Linked DNA regions of Homo sapiens: all the other regions are linked to region 2. Evidence: chromatin contacts called from ENCODE Hi-C or POLR2A ChIA-PET data. All regions are on one chromosome and are shown on one strand. Each heading gives the region's core, a stretch centred on a gene start or an enhancer-like site at or near the end of the contact. The rest is flanking DNA. Distances are from core to core; before and after follow the strand shown. Region 1 holds the start of ACAD9-DT (ACAD9 divergent transcript). Region 2 holds the start of EEFSEC (eukaryotic elongation factor, selenocysteine-tRNA specific). Region 3 holds the start of RAB43 (RAB43, member RAS oncogene family).

Region 1 (3,972 bases), core at 1,391-3,890, 730 kb before region 2:
CACCACTGCACTCCAGCACAGGTGACAGAGAAAGCCCCCAACTCTGAAAAAGCAAAAGGAATCTGGAGTTCAGGGAGAAATCTGAACTGAAGAAAGAAACTTGAGGCATCAGGATATTGATGATATTTAAAGCCAGGACACTAAATAAGGTCACCCAGCAGATGGCTGTAGATGAAACGAGACCCAGCCTTAGTAAATTCCAACTTGGCTAGTTGGAAACACTGGTCACTGTTTAGCGGTCAAGGAGCTGAATAAGAACCAGCAATGGACACAGAGAAGTATCAGCCAGTGAAGTATTTAGAACATTCAGAGAATGGCGAGAACAGTGATTCAGAAACCAGAGACGAAAGTGCGTCAACAGGGTGGAAGGATGAACGGTGTCAGATGCCAATGATGGGTCAAGTAGGATGAGGTCTGAGAACAGATCACACAATTTGATAACAGAGAGGTCATTACTGACTTCTATGGCCATTAGGGACAAATGCCTGAATGGTAAGGGCTCAAGATCCAGTAGAGAGAACAGTTAATGATGCAGAGAAAGGAAAGAATTACCCTTGAGTAGGTGAGAAGACCTGGAGTCTAATGAGAGGTTGGTTTTGCCAGGAGCAGACAGTTCACAGTAACAGAATGTAGATAATACCGGCACATATGCAGCGGGAGGGGGTAACTGTGCCTGTGAACTTCTCATCCGACTGCATGGATTTTCCCAGTGGAATGGGAAGCAAAGCTGACAGCTGAGAGTAAAGGCAGGGCAGGGCAGGTAGTGCCAGAGGTTTAAAGATGGAAACAGATCTGAAAGATCTGTGTTCTTTCTTCACCATGCTGCTGGATAGCAGGAAGTCCCAGGATAGAGCACCACACTGCCCCAGGTCCTGGGTAAAAGGTTTTCCAATATGTTCAAGACATAGCTCCGCACTTTCTAGCTGGGCAAACTGCTTTTAGTCTGAGTCTTAGCTTCTTCATCTGTAAAGTTGCTTGCTATAAAGGTATCAGCCTGACAACCTCAGAGGAACGTTCCAAAGAGAAGCCAGGGAATAACTTCTGTGATACAGGATCAGCCAACATTCAGCCAAGTTCAAAGTAGGGCACCTCGACGAAATAGCAAGTATACTGTTGGTTTCCTTAGAAGATAAAATGAAATACAAAGGAAAGAGCAAGAAATGTGTTTATTCCTATTTTGTAGATGAATGCACTGAGGCACAGGGAGGTGCAGCCGTCAGCTCCAAGGTCACAAGACTAAGTGTTGAAGCCAGCTCTCTCTTCTGCTGCACAGTACTCTACAGTTTAAGAAGACTCTCCATGCACCGTTTATCTCACTGGGGCTCTACAACACATCTGTGAAGGAGACACAACACTATCTCCATTTTAAGGCTGAAAGAACTGAGTCTTGGCCGGGCGCGGTGGCTCACCCCTGTAATCCCAGCACTGTGGGAGGCCGAGGTGGGCGGATCACCCGAGGTCAGTTCTAGACCAGCTTGGCCAACATGGTGAAACCCCGTCTCTGCTAAAAATACAAAAAAAAAAAAAGCCGGGCAGGCGCCTGTAATCCCAGCTACTCCGGAGGCTGAGGCAGGAGAATCGCTTGAACCCAGGAGGGAGGTTGCAGTGAGCACTCCAGCCTGGGCGACAAGAGCGCGACTCTGTCTCAAAAAAAACAACTGAGTTTCAAAGTCAACGAGCCAAGACCAAACCCAAGTCTTCCAACTCTAAGAAGACAATGAGTGTTTTATAACCAAACTGTTACTATTGGCTGGGTTGTGCCACCCTTGGGAAGCATCTTGGAGCCAGATTTCTGAGGAACCTCAATGGCAGGGAGAGGCGCTGGGCTCACCTGGGGAAGGAAGCCCCAGGGCGCTGGAAGGTGACTGAGGAGGGACATGGTGTAAGCTGTTTAGGAATCAGAGAGGAAGCCCCGCACATTTCCAGACCAGACCAGCTGAGATGAAGGCTGCTTTGTTAATTACCTAGCCTAGAGTTTTCCGAATTCCCCTGACAAAATTTAGCTGGAACACGTCACCACCACATTTCCAAGGGTCCCCCGTCTTGGAAATGTCTCACCCTTTCTCTGGGAAGGTTTTCCTGGAACTCAGGAATCCGGAGTGTTAACACGCCTCGGCCGCAGGGTGTATCTCTCTGGCAGGTTTGGGGAATCTCACAAAGTTCAACACCAGTCTTGCAGCTGAGGGTGAAAAGCGGGAGCCAGACAGCAAGGGTTCGCCCAGGGCTCGCGTTACCTTCTTGATTTTGCCTAGGAAAAGCTCTTTGGCGAAAGCTCGTACAGGCGGGCTGGTGCGCAGTAGCCGCCGGTTCGCGGTAGAGACCACCAGACCCCGGCAGGCACGAGCCGCAGCCGTGGTGCGCAGGAAGAGCCCGCAGCCGCTCATGCTGCCCGATGTTCCCCAGCCTCAGCCTCAGTCTCCCCTTCTTAGCGCCGCAGGGACACACACACGTCTGATGACGTTACTGGCCCGCGACAACGTGCAGTACTCACTGCGCTTGCGCGGTCCCCCGCAGCAGGGGATGGAGAGGCCAGAAGGGCGGGAAGGCTACCACCTGCCGCGCCCAAGGCCTTAGTCACGTGCACCTGGCTGGCCCGCGCCGCCTGATGACGTCACACGCCTACGCTTCCCGCCGGCCCCACTGCGCTTGCGCGGCCAAAGGAGCTGGCCGGAGGAAATTGTAGGCCCTGGGCCGCGGGCATCTCGGCGGGTATAATCTCTGGCCGTCGTGACGGCGGTGACGGACCTGTTTTTCACATACCAGCGGTTGTTTCCATAAATGCCAGCCATGGGAAATCTCCCTGTGTACAGAAACCTAAAGGCCGGCTCAGCTGCCTCCACTTGTCTCTTTTGTCACTTGTGGCCACGAGGCCGTGGTAAAACTTGAGAAAAGCAAAAGAATGAGGGAAATGCGCTGTATTGGGGTCTCTGCAGGGGCACGGTAAGGGTAAGGGTCCATTTTTAACTGGATGGTGGATTCCTGAGATACTGTTTTGTTCCTAGTTGACATGTATGTTACATATATTTTTTGGAAAAGGAAAAGAAAGTGGGTGTTCAGTCACAGAGCGGTCTGGATACAACTGAGTCACCTCTGTCCTGGGAAACACTAACTTAAAAGGCAGGCGGAGGAAGAGAAACTACAGAGAGAGCTGAGAAGAGATGGGAACTATTGGATGGGATGGGACAGGCCAGGCTGTAACCGCCCAAGGTTACAGCCCGCTGACTAGACAGCTGATTTATCAAGACGGAAATTGCAATAGAGAGAGAGTAATTCACGCAGAGCCGGGTGTGTTGGAAAGGGAGTTTTATTAGCCAAATCGGTCTCCCCAAAAACGGATCGGAATTTTTAAGGATAATTTGGCGAGTAGAAGCTCGGGAAGTGGGAGGTGCATGATTGGTCGGGTTGGAGATGGACTGATAGGGGGCCGAAGTGAGTTTTTCTTGCTGTCTTCTGTTCCTGAATGGGATTGCAGAACTAGTTGAGCCAGATTACCAGTCTGGGTGTTGGTAGGTTTTACAACAGTGATGTTATTCCCAGGAACAATTTGGGGGACGTTCAGACTCTTGCAACCAAAGGCTGTATGGCCTCTAAACTGTAATTTCTAATCTTATAGCTAATTTGTTAGTCCTCCAAAGGCCAACTGGTCCCAGGCAAGAAGAGGTTGTTTTTTGTTGTTGTTGTTGTTGTTTTCCCGGGAAAGGGCTATTTTTGTTTTGAAGTTAAACTATAAACTCATTCCTTCCCAAGGTTAGTTCAGCCTACGCTCAGGAATGAACAAGGACAGCTTGGAGGTTAGAAGCAAGATGGAGTTGGTTAGGTCAGATCTCTTTCATTGTCTCGGTTATAATTTTGCAGTGGCGGTTTCAAGGCCAGGCCATAGGGGCCCACGTAGGAGGCAGGGCATGCCTGGCACCTCACAGCCCAACAGTGCTCTGAACGTGGCACATGGGCCCTCTACAGATCTTCAGCCAG
Region 2 (3,780 bases), core at 686-3,185:
TTTTCAGCCAGGCACAGTGGCTCACACCTGTAATCCCAGCACTTTGGGAGGCCGAGGCATGGGGATCACGAGGTCGAGATCAAGACCATCCTGGCCAATATGGTGAAACCCCATGTCTACTAAAAATATAAAAATTAGCCAGGTGTGGTGATGTGCACCTGTAGTCCCAGCTACTTGGGAGGCTGAGGCAGGAGAATCGCTTGAACCGGGGAGAAAGAGGTTGCAGTGAGCCAAGATTGCACCACTGCACTCCAGCCTGGTAACAGAGCGAGACTCCATCTCAGAAAAAAACAAAAAAACAAAAAAACAAAAAACGGGTCTTTTCATTTGCAGAGATAGGAGGGGTACAGAATTTAGGACAGAGGAGTGGGTAAGGGAATGTTTGTCTTATTTGTGATGTTCTATTTCTTCACAAGTAGCATGTATTCATGTATTACATGTATAATTAAAAATTAATGGTACCTCTTTGTGGGGCATTTTGGCAGTACCCACCACGACCGAAAACACACATGCCCCTTGCCCCAGCCAGTTATTATCTATTATCCTACATATATGCGAACATACCAAAGAGTTCTGTTCTAGAATATTCACTGCAAAATGGTTTGTAAATACTGGAAACAGCATAAACGTCCATCATTAAAAGATTTGTTCAGAAAATGTTGGTACAGGCCGGACGTGGTGGCTCACGCCTGTAATCCCAGGACTTTGGGAGGCCAGGGCGGGCGGGTCATGAAGTCAGGAGTTTGAGACCAGCCTGACCAACATGGTGAAACCCGTCTCTACTGAAAATACAAAAAAATTAGCCGGGCGTGGTGGCGCGCGCCTGTAATCCCAGCTACTCAGGAGACTGAGGCAGGACAATCGCTTGAACCCAGGAGGCGGAAGTTGCAGTGAGCCGAGATCGTGCCACTGCACTCCAGGCTGGGCGACAGAACAAGACTCTGTCTCAAAAAGAAAAAAAAAAAAAGAAAAAGAAAATGTTGGTACAAGGGTGCAGTTGAATTCTATGTGAGCTTTAAAAAGAATGATGTAGCTTTGTGTACAGATATGGGGCACTCTCCAGACACAATGTTGAGTGAAATCGTGTCTAAAAGGATGAGGGAAAGAGGGATTTATACATACACACAGATATGCTTGTATTGACGTGGAGCCTTTCTGAAATGATATACAAAAACTGGTAGCAGCGGTTGGCTCTAGGAACGGGAATCAGACCAAATGACAGGTGAATGAAGACAGCCTTTGTATGTATACCCTTTTTGTAGCTTGTGAGTTTTCTTATTTTGAGTTTTCTTTACTTGACCATGTATTATAAACACATTTGGTAGGGATTTTTTGATTTTTTTTTTTTTTTTTTTTTAAGGAAGGCGCCTTGCAGCTCGGTTCTGCTGGATGGGAAAAGCTGAATCTCAAAGCCTCCGCTCACTTGCTGCGGAGCCCTAGGCAAGTCACGTCCGCCTCTTGGGGCGTCAGGAGCCCCACCAATGAGGTGGGGCGATTTCCCGTCCCGGCAAAGGCTCGAGCGAATTCGGACACGGGGCCCGGTCGCTCCGCCCGCGTCCCTGAGCCCGGCTCCCGCCCCGGCCCGCGCTCACCGCCGATGATGGTCCGGATGAGGGAGGCGTGCCCGGGGCAGTCGACCAGCGTGACCTGAAGCAGTGGCTCGCCGGGCTCGGGCTCGGCCTCGGGCGCTGCCTGGAACTCGGGCAAAGACGACCGCAGGCGCGCGGGCAGCGGCACCGAGAAGCACGAGAAGCCCAGATCGAGCGTGATGCCGCGCTCGCGGCTCTGCGGCTGCTTGTCAAAGGCGGCGGTGGAGGCTGTGGTGCTTAGCGCCCGCGCCAGCGCCGTCTTGCCGCTGTCGATGTGGCCCAGCACGCCCACGTTCACGTTCACCCGCCGCCCTGCCATGCCGCCGCCGCCGCCTCGGACACCCGCCCGGCCCGCCCCTCACCTCCCTCGGTAGTCGCCGCGGTCCGGCCCGTTAAGTTGCCCCCCCGTAACCGGCGCGCTGTGCACACCCGTTCCGGCCCGGAAGCTTCCGCCCTCCTGAGGCTCACGGGCACAGCCGAGCGCCGTGCTCCGAGTGGGTGGTCTAGGAACTGGAGGTCACCGTAGGCAGGGTTTCTCTCTCACGTGGCTCCTCCTGCCTGAAGCCTCTAGGAGCCCGAGATGGAGGGATCCTTCTGAGAAGTGAAGCCATTTGGACTTTCTGGGTGAGTGGAGACTTGGAGAACTTTTCTATAGCTATCAAGAGGATTGTAAAATGCACCAATCAGCGCTCTGTAAAACGCACCAATCAGTGCTCTGTAACATGCACCAATCAGCAGGATCCTAAAAGAAGCCAATCACAGGGAGGATTGAAAAAAGGGCGCTCTGATAGGACAAAAACGGAACATGGGGGGGCGAAGGGGGGCGGGGGGGGCGGGGTGGGCGGGGGGAAGACGGGGGCGGGGGGGGCGGGAAGACGGGGGCGGGGGGGAGGGCGGGGGGACGGCGGGGGGCGGGGGAGGGCGGGGGGACGTGGGGGAGGGGGCAAATAAGGGAATAAAAGCTGGCCACCCCCGCCAGCAGCAGCAACCCTCTCAGGTGCCCTTTCGCATTGCAGAAGCTTTTTGCTCTTCACAATAAATCTTGCTGCTGCTCACTCTTTGGGACTGTGCCATCTTTAAGAGCTTTAACACTCACTGCGAAGGTCCGCGGCTCCATTCTTGAAGTCAGCGAGACTAGGAACCCACTGGAAGAAACCAACTCCGGACACACTTCCAATCATTCATACATTTCAGCAAGATCTTACCAAGTGCCTGGTGGGTTCCGCTGGGCTACAGTGCCCGCTAATATTACATTCAGGGGGTGAGGGCTAAGTCAAACAATACAGCCTGAACCAGACCATTTCAGAGAGCGAGAAGTCTCCTAGGGAAAATAAAAGCTGAGATAAAAAGGAGCAGGAGAGGGAGGATGGACAGCTACCTAACTGTGGGTCAGGGAAGACATCTAGGAGTTGCTGTTTGAGTTGAAACTCCAGTGTTGAGAAGGAGCCAACCATGGGAAAAGATGGTTTGAAGATGGAAGAGGACAACATTATCTCTGACTCAGAAATTCTCACCCTGAGAGTCTGTAGCCTGGGCTTAGGAGAGGCCACAAACCTCTAAATTGAACGCACAATGTGTTGTGATGTGCTCTTGCTAGACAGAGGGTCGACAACTCTCACTAGATTCTGAAGTGTCTAGAACCACAAAAAAGGTTGTCAGCCATAGTCACCAACCAGAGGTAACAAACCTAAGTGTCTGCTCTGGCCAGGTGGTGGGTAAATCAAAGAAGAGAAGTTAAAAGAGTCTAAGATGACAGGGAGTGGTGGGGACCTGGGAGACCTGGAGAGCCCTTTTCCTGTGCAAAGAGGGAAGCCACTGCTCAGTCTCAGCCAGTGATACCAGGCAGGAATGCTAGCCCAACATTGCCTCCTCCTTCCATTTTTCTGGAGAAGAGAGTGTTTTTGTAACACTGTGGCGGTGGAGCACAAAGTTCACAGGATCTTACCTTTGCCCTCTGTGATGAGCCAGACCATGTGCGGATGTATTCATGCTTGCAGTAACTGCCTCCTTCGTTCCACCACTCTCCACTAGGAACAGAGTCCATGTCATAGACTGAATTGTGTCCCTCTCAAATTCATATGTGGACACCCTGACCCCCAGTGTGATAGTATTTGGAGATGGGACGTTTGGGAGGTTAGATGAGATCATGAGAGCGGGCCCTTGTGATGGGATTAGGGTCCTTACAAGAAGA
Region 3 (3,977 bases), core at 220-2,719, 970 kb before region 2:
CCTTTTCTCCTGGATTTTTGTCTGCTTTGTCCACAGGTGCATTACAAGGCCCCAGGACAATGCCCGCCTGTAGTAGCCATTCATTAAATATGTTGAATACCTGGAATTGGAGTGCCACAAGGAAGCTGTCTAGAGGGGTAAGGGGTGCTGTCAATTCCTTCCCATCTTCGGAGCTGGGAAGCCCAGTCCTGTTGGATCTAGTATAAGCTTCTTACAGATGTTTGGGTCTCCTTTCTCTGAGGCGCCCTGGTTCACTGGGCCAACTCAGGAGTTGGTCTGCCCTTCCTCAGAAATCCCTTCAAGTTTTTCTGTTCCTCTTCCTAGACTGGTGCTTTTTGGCTGGGTCAGTTTCCCAAATGGGCCTGTAGCTGCTCTGAGCTGGGTCATCCAGCCGTTTAGCAGCTGCTTCAACCACTGCTAGGCTGCCTTTTGGAGACAAGAGCTCCCAGCTCCTCCTTCTGGCCTAGCTTCCCATCAAATGGGGCCCTGGGTCCTCTCCTCACAAGGATTTTGGGCTCCTCCGCAGTTTTGTAGCCAGCCTGGATTCTGGCCTTCTGCAGCCTGCTCCCTCCCTTCCCTTCCGCCCCTGGGAAGAGCGACCCCCACCACTCTCGGAGACTGCACTGCCCGCCTGTCAGAGTGGGCACTCAGGTGACACTGCTGTGGTCGTCCCCTTCCTCCGTGATCCATTCCGGAGGGGGTCATTCTTAGTCTAGGCCTGCAGGCCCGGAGCTCCAGCCATGGTCTCCGCCTGTCCCTGACCGGCGGTCTGGGAGGCAGCAGGTAGGGGATCCCGGGCAGGCGGACCAGGCCTGGGTGGGGGGCGAGCAGGAGGCGCGGGACAGCACCTGGGGGTCCCAGCTGATGAAGGGTCGGGGTGGGCAGCGGTTTGGGGGCCAGACGGATCCGCGGTGTGGGCGCGCCGGGGTGTTGATGGAGGAGGGGCCGAGGTGCTGAGGGCGGGGTCGGGCTGGGGTCGGGGCTGAGGGCGGAGTCGGGTGGGGCGGAGTCAGAGCTGAGGTGAGCCTGAGGGCGGAGTCGGGGCGGGCTGAGGTGGGCCTGTGGGCGGAGTCGGGGCGGTGTGCTGAGGTGGGCCTGAGGGCGGAGTCGAGGTCGGGCTGAAGGCGGAGTCGGGGAGGGCTGAGGTGGGCCTGAAGGCAGAGTCGAGGTCGGAGCTGGGGACGGAGTCGAGTTCGGGCTGAGGGCGGAGTCGGGGCGGGCTGAGGTGGTCCTGTGGGCGGAGTCGAGGTCGGGCTGAGGGCAGAGTCGGGTCGGAGTCGGGGCGCGCTGAGGTGGGCCTGGGGGCGGAGTCGAGGTCGGAGCTGAGGGCGGAGTCGGGGGCGGGGACGTAGGCGGAACCCGGGTCGGGCTGAGGTGGGCCCGAGGGTTGGGCTGGGGGCGGAGTGGGTGCCAGCCTGAGGGCGGAGCCGGGGGCGGGCGGGGGCGGGCTGGGGCGGGCCTACAGGCCAGACTGGTGTGGCACGGAGCTGAGGACCGGCCGGAGCTTTGCGGAGGGCCCGGCTTGGCGGGTCCGGGGGGGAGCCGAACCCGCGGGGCACCGGGTCCGGGCGGGGCCGAGCCGGGCCGGGGCGGGAGCCAGCCGGGGTGGGGCGGGGCCGAGGCCGAGGCAGGCGGTCGGCAGTGCTGGGGGTTCAGGTGTTGCGGCGGCTCCACGTAGCCAGGCGGCCCGTGGGCTGGAGCGGGCGGAGCTCGGCCCGCGGCTTGCGTGAGCTCAGGCCGGTCCCAGCGTCCAGAGCGCCGGCCCTTCGGCTTCTTCTAGGCCATGGCAGGGCCGGGCCCAGGCCCGGGGGACCCGGACGAGCAGTACGATTTCCTGTTCAAGCTGGTGCTGGTGGGCGACGCAAGCGTGGGCAAGACGTGCGTGGTGCAGCGCTTCAAGACCGGCGCCTTCTCGGAGCGCCAGGGAAGCACCATCGGCGTCGACTTCACCATGAAGACGCTGGAGATCCAGGGCAAGCGGGTCAAGGTGGGAGGCCGGCCAGGGCCCCTGGAAGGCGCTCCCTCGGAGGGTGGGGCGGGGGCAGCGGAGCCCCTGGCCGCGGCGAGCGCACCCCGCGTCCATCTGAAGTTTCCTTTGGCTTCCCCTTTTTCCTTCCTCGGGTCGGAGCAGGCCTGGGCCCCGGGGTCTGGGCCGGGTTCAAGTCCTCAAAGCGCCGGCCGTGGGTTGCTGGGGGGGGGGGGGGCGAGGGAGTGTGGAGGAGGCGGCCCTGCCCTCCGGAGCTCACACCCTAGGAGGGGACTGTGCTCCAAAATAACTTTAGCCATTGGAAGGCAGGGGGTTAGACTCCCCTGTTCCAGGTACTAGCGGAGCGCCTTGGAGTGCGGAGATCAGACCCCCCACCTCCATCCACCGCGATGGCAGCCCCCAGCTCAGCCCACCGGCGGGGCACTCAGCCAGAGAACTGCATCCCCACCCCAGGACTAGGAGCGATCAGGAAGTAGTTGCTTTTAGGACCAGAGGGCCAAAACTTTTTGTCAGAATTTCCGGCCTGGCCACGCCTCCCTGCAGTCTCTTTGTGGACCTGGTGGTGGAACTTTACTCGACTAGGGCCAGCCCCGGTTCCCTCCCCCAGCTGGAGTTTGATAGAAACTGAAAACTTCACAGATACCGGAAGGTGGGGGAGAGAACCAAGCTTTGGCAATGGCTCCGAATAAAAACAGCAGGATGTGGTTGCCACAATGTCCTGGCAGTGGTTTGATAAATATTTGTGATGAATGAAATCAGAGTTTCTTAACCTAGGTGTTAGTACTCCCTAATCAACCAGGAGATCCTGGGCTGAAGGCACTCAGTAACTTTTCTGAACCGCACTGTACAGAAATCTTTGCTTGCTTTCATGGTTTCGAGCCCCCATGATCTTCAGGACACCCTCAGGGCACAGGGCTGGGACGATCTCTGCCAGGGAGATGGGAGTCACTGGAGCCTTGCTGCTGCTGGGCTCTGCCTCTCCGGGTGGCTCTAGGCCTGCTCCTTGTTGCCTTTGGCTAGGATATGTAGCTCTTTGTCTTTGTTTCTATAAAATTGGGATAATTTCTGGGTGTTGCCTCCCTCCTGCCCCAAGGTGGAGAAAAAAGTAAGTCAACAGTCTTTATGTGTCCACAGTGCCTCTCAGTAGATGTGACGGGGAAGCAGAAACTCCTGCCTGAGGGGTTTTATTATTATTATATTTTAATCGTCTTCTGGGGTCTGTGTTTTGGTCTCCGTGGATGGAAAAGAGCAAGGTGCAGAAGGCAGCTTTGAGTCACTCGGGACCACCCTTTTGGAGCAGGTAGCCAGGGAAGGGCTGGAGTGGGTGGAGTGTCCGTTATTGAGTGTGCCCAGTGATGATGCCAGCAGCTGCAGGGAAATGGGAGTGTGAAAATACAGGCTAAAGAGCAGTGGTGTCCTCCTCATGTGCTATCGGTCTGTGTCTGGAGTGTCTGTGGTGGCCCAGTGCTGACGGTGGTCAGGGAGGGGGCAGGGTTCCTGTTTACCTGTTGAGATAACAGACTGTGTCCCAGCAGAGCTCCTGGTTTACTGCGCACGGGTTATGCAATGCAGGGCCAGGCAGTTCGTTATTTTCTTTCCTTATGGTTGCCTCCAGATTGTCCTTCCTAGGAAGCAGCCCGGGGCCCAGGGAGCAGAAGAGCTGTGTAGCTGTGGTAAACACCTCTCCAAGTTATAGCCGCTGACCTTCTTGAGAGGCTGTTGGGAATCAGCTGGGTTACAGGTGCATTCTCTGCTGACTGGAGGGAATTCTTACCCCCGCTCACACAGGATGGAGCCTGGGCACACAGCTAAGAAGTGATAGAGGTGGGAATATTTTTCCCAGTTTTTCTGACTCCAAAGCAGATTTCTCCCCCATAGTGGACAGCTTTTCAGAATCCCGTTGTCTGTGGTGGGGAAGCCTCTGGCAATTGTTTACCACCTCATTTTGCCGGCAGGAAAACCTGAAGTCTAACTCACTGCAGAGGCTCCA

The links. Hi-C counts contacts between places; a loop is a spot of excess contacts on that map. ChIA-PET counts read pairs that join two places held with the same protein, here RNA polymerase II (POLR2A). Pooled maps may share reads with other maps.
Region 1: a map of naive thymus-derived CD4-positive, alpha-beta T cell shows a loop between it and region 2 (31-fold over the local background). The contact joins the promoter of ACAD9-DT here to the promoter of EEFSEC in region 2. A Hi-C loop is called at or near these places in 1 of 168 maps with a recorded cell type or tissue (naive thymus-derived CD4-positive, alpha-beta T cell), 2 of 37 single-sample maps with no recorded cell type and 11 of 50 pooled maps. POLR2A ChIA-PET finds 5 or more read pairs at or near these places in 2 of 52 experiments (T-cell and activated CD4-positive, alpha-beta T cell).
Region 3: a loop to region 2 is called in a pooled map, with 10 times the contacts of the local background. The contact joins the promoter of RAB43 here to the promoter of EEFSEC in region 2. A Hi-C loop is called at or near these places in 3 of 50 pooled maps. POLR2A ChIA-PET finds 5 or more read pairs at or near these places in 3 of 52 experiments (RWPE1, WTC11 and endothelial cell of umbilical vein).

What each region holds. Positions count from the first base shown.
Region 1 is chr3:128,878,104-128,882,075 of GRCh38, reverse strand. ACAD9-DT (ACAD9 divergent transcript) reads left to right here and starts at 2,640. Exons shown (of 3, transcript NR_186174.1): 1 at 2,640-2,940. ACAD9 (acyl-CoA dehydrogenase family member 9) reads right to left here and starts at 2,456. Exons shown (of 18, transcript NM_014049.5): 1 at 2,235-2,456. The coding sequence starts at 2,384. RefSeq lists enhancers at 1,030-1,881, 2,190-2,269, 1,882-2,734, 2,330-2,879, 2,735-3,586.
Region 2 is chr3:128,151,636-128,155,415 of GRCh38, reverse strand. It overlaps EEFSEC (eukaryotic elongation factor, selenocysteine-tRNA specific), which reads right to left and starts at 1,935. Exons shown (of 7, transcript NM_021937.5): 1 at 1,593-1,935. The coding sequence starts at 1,908. It also overlaps a transcript of RUVBL1 not described here. RefSeq lists a silencer at 1,425-1,944 and an enhancer at 2,075-2,304.
Region 3 is chr3:129,119,296-129,123,272 of GRCh38, reverse strand. It overlaps RAB43 (RAB43, member RAS oncogene family), which reads left to right and starts at 1,469. Exons shown (of 3, transcript NM_198490.3): 1 at 1,469-1,987. The coding sequence starts at 1,784. All of the region lies in intron 11 of ISY1-RAB43 (ISY1-RAB43 readthrough), which reads left to right. RefSeq lists silencers at 1,240-1,459, 1,480-1,659 and an enhancer at 2,440-3,385.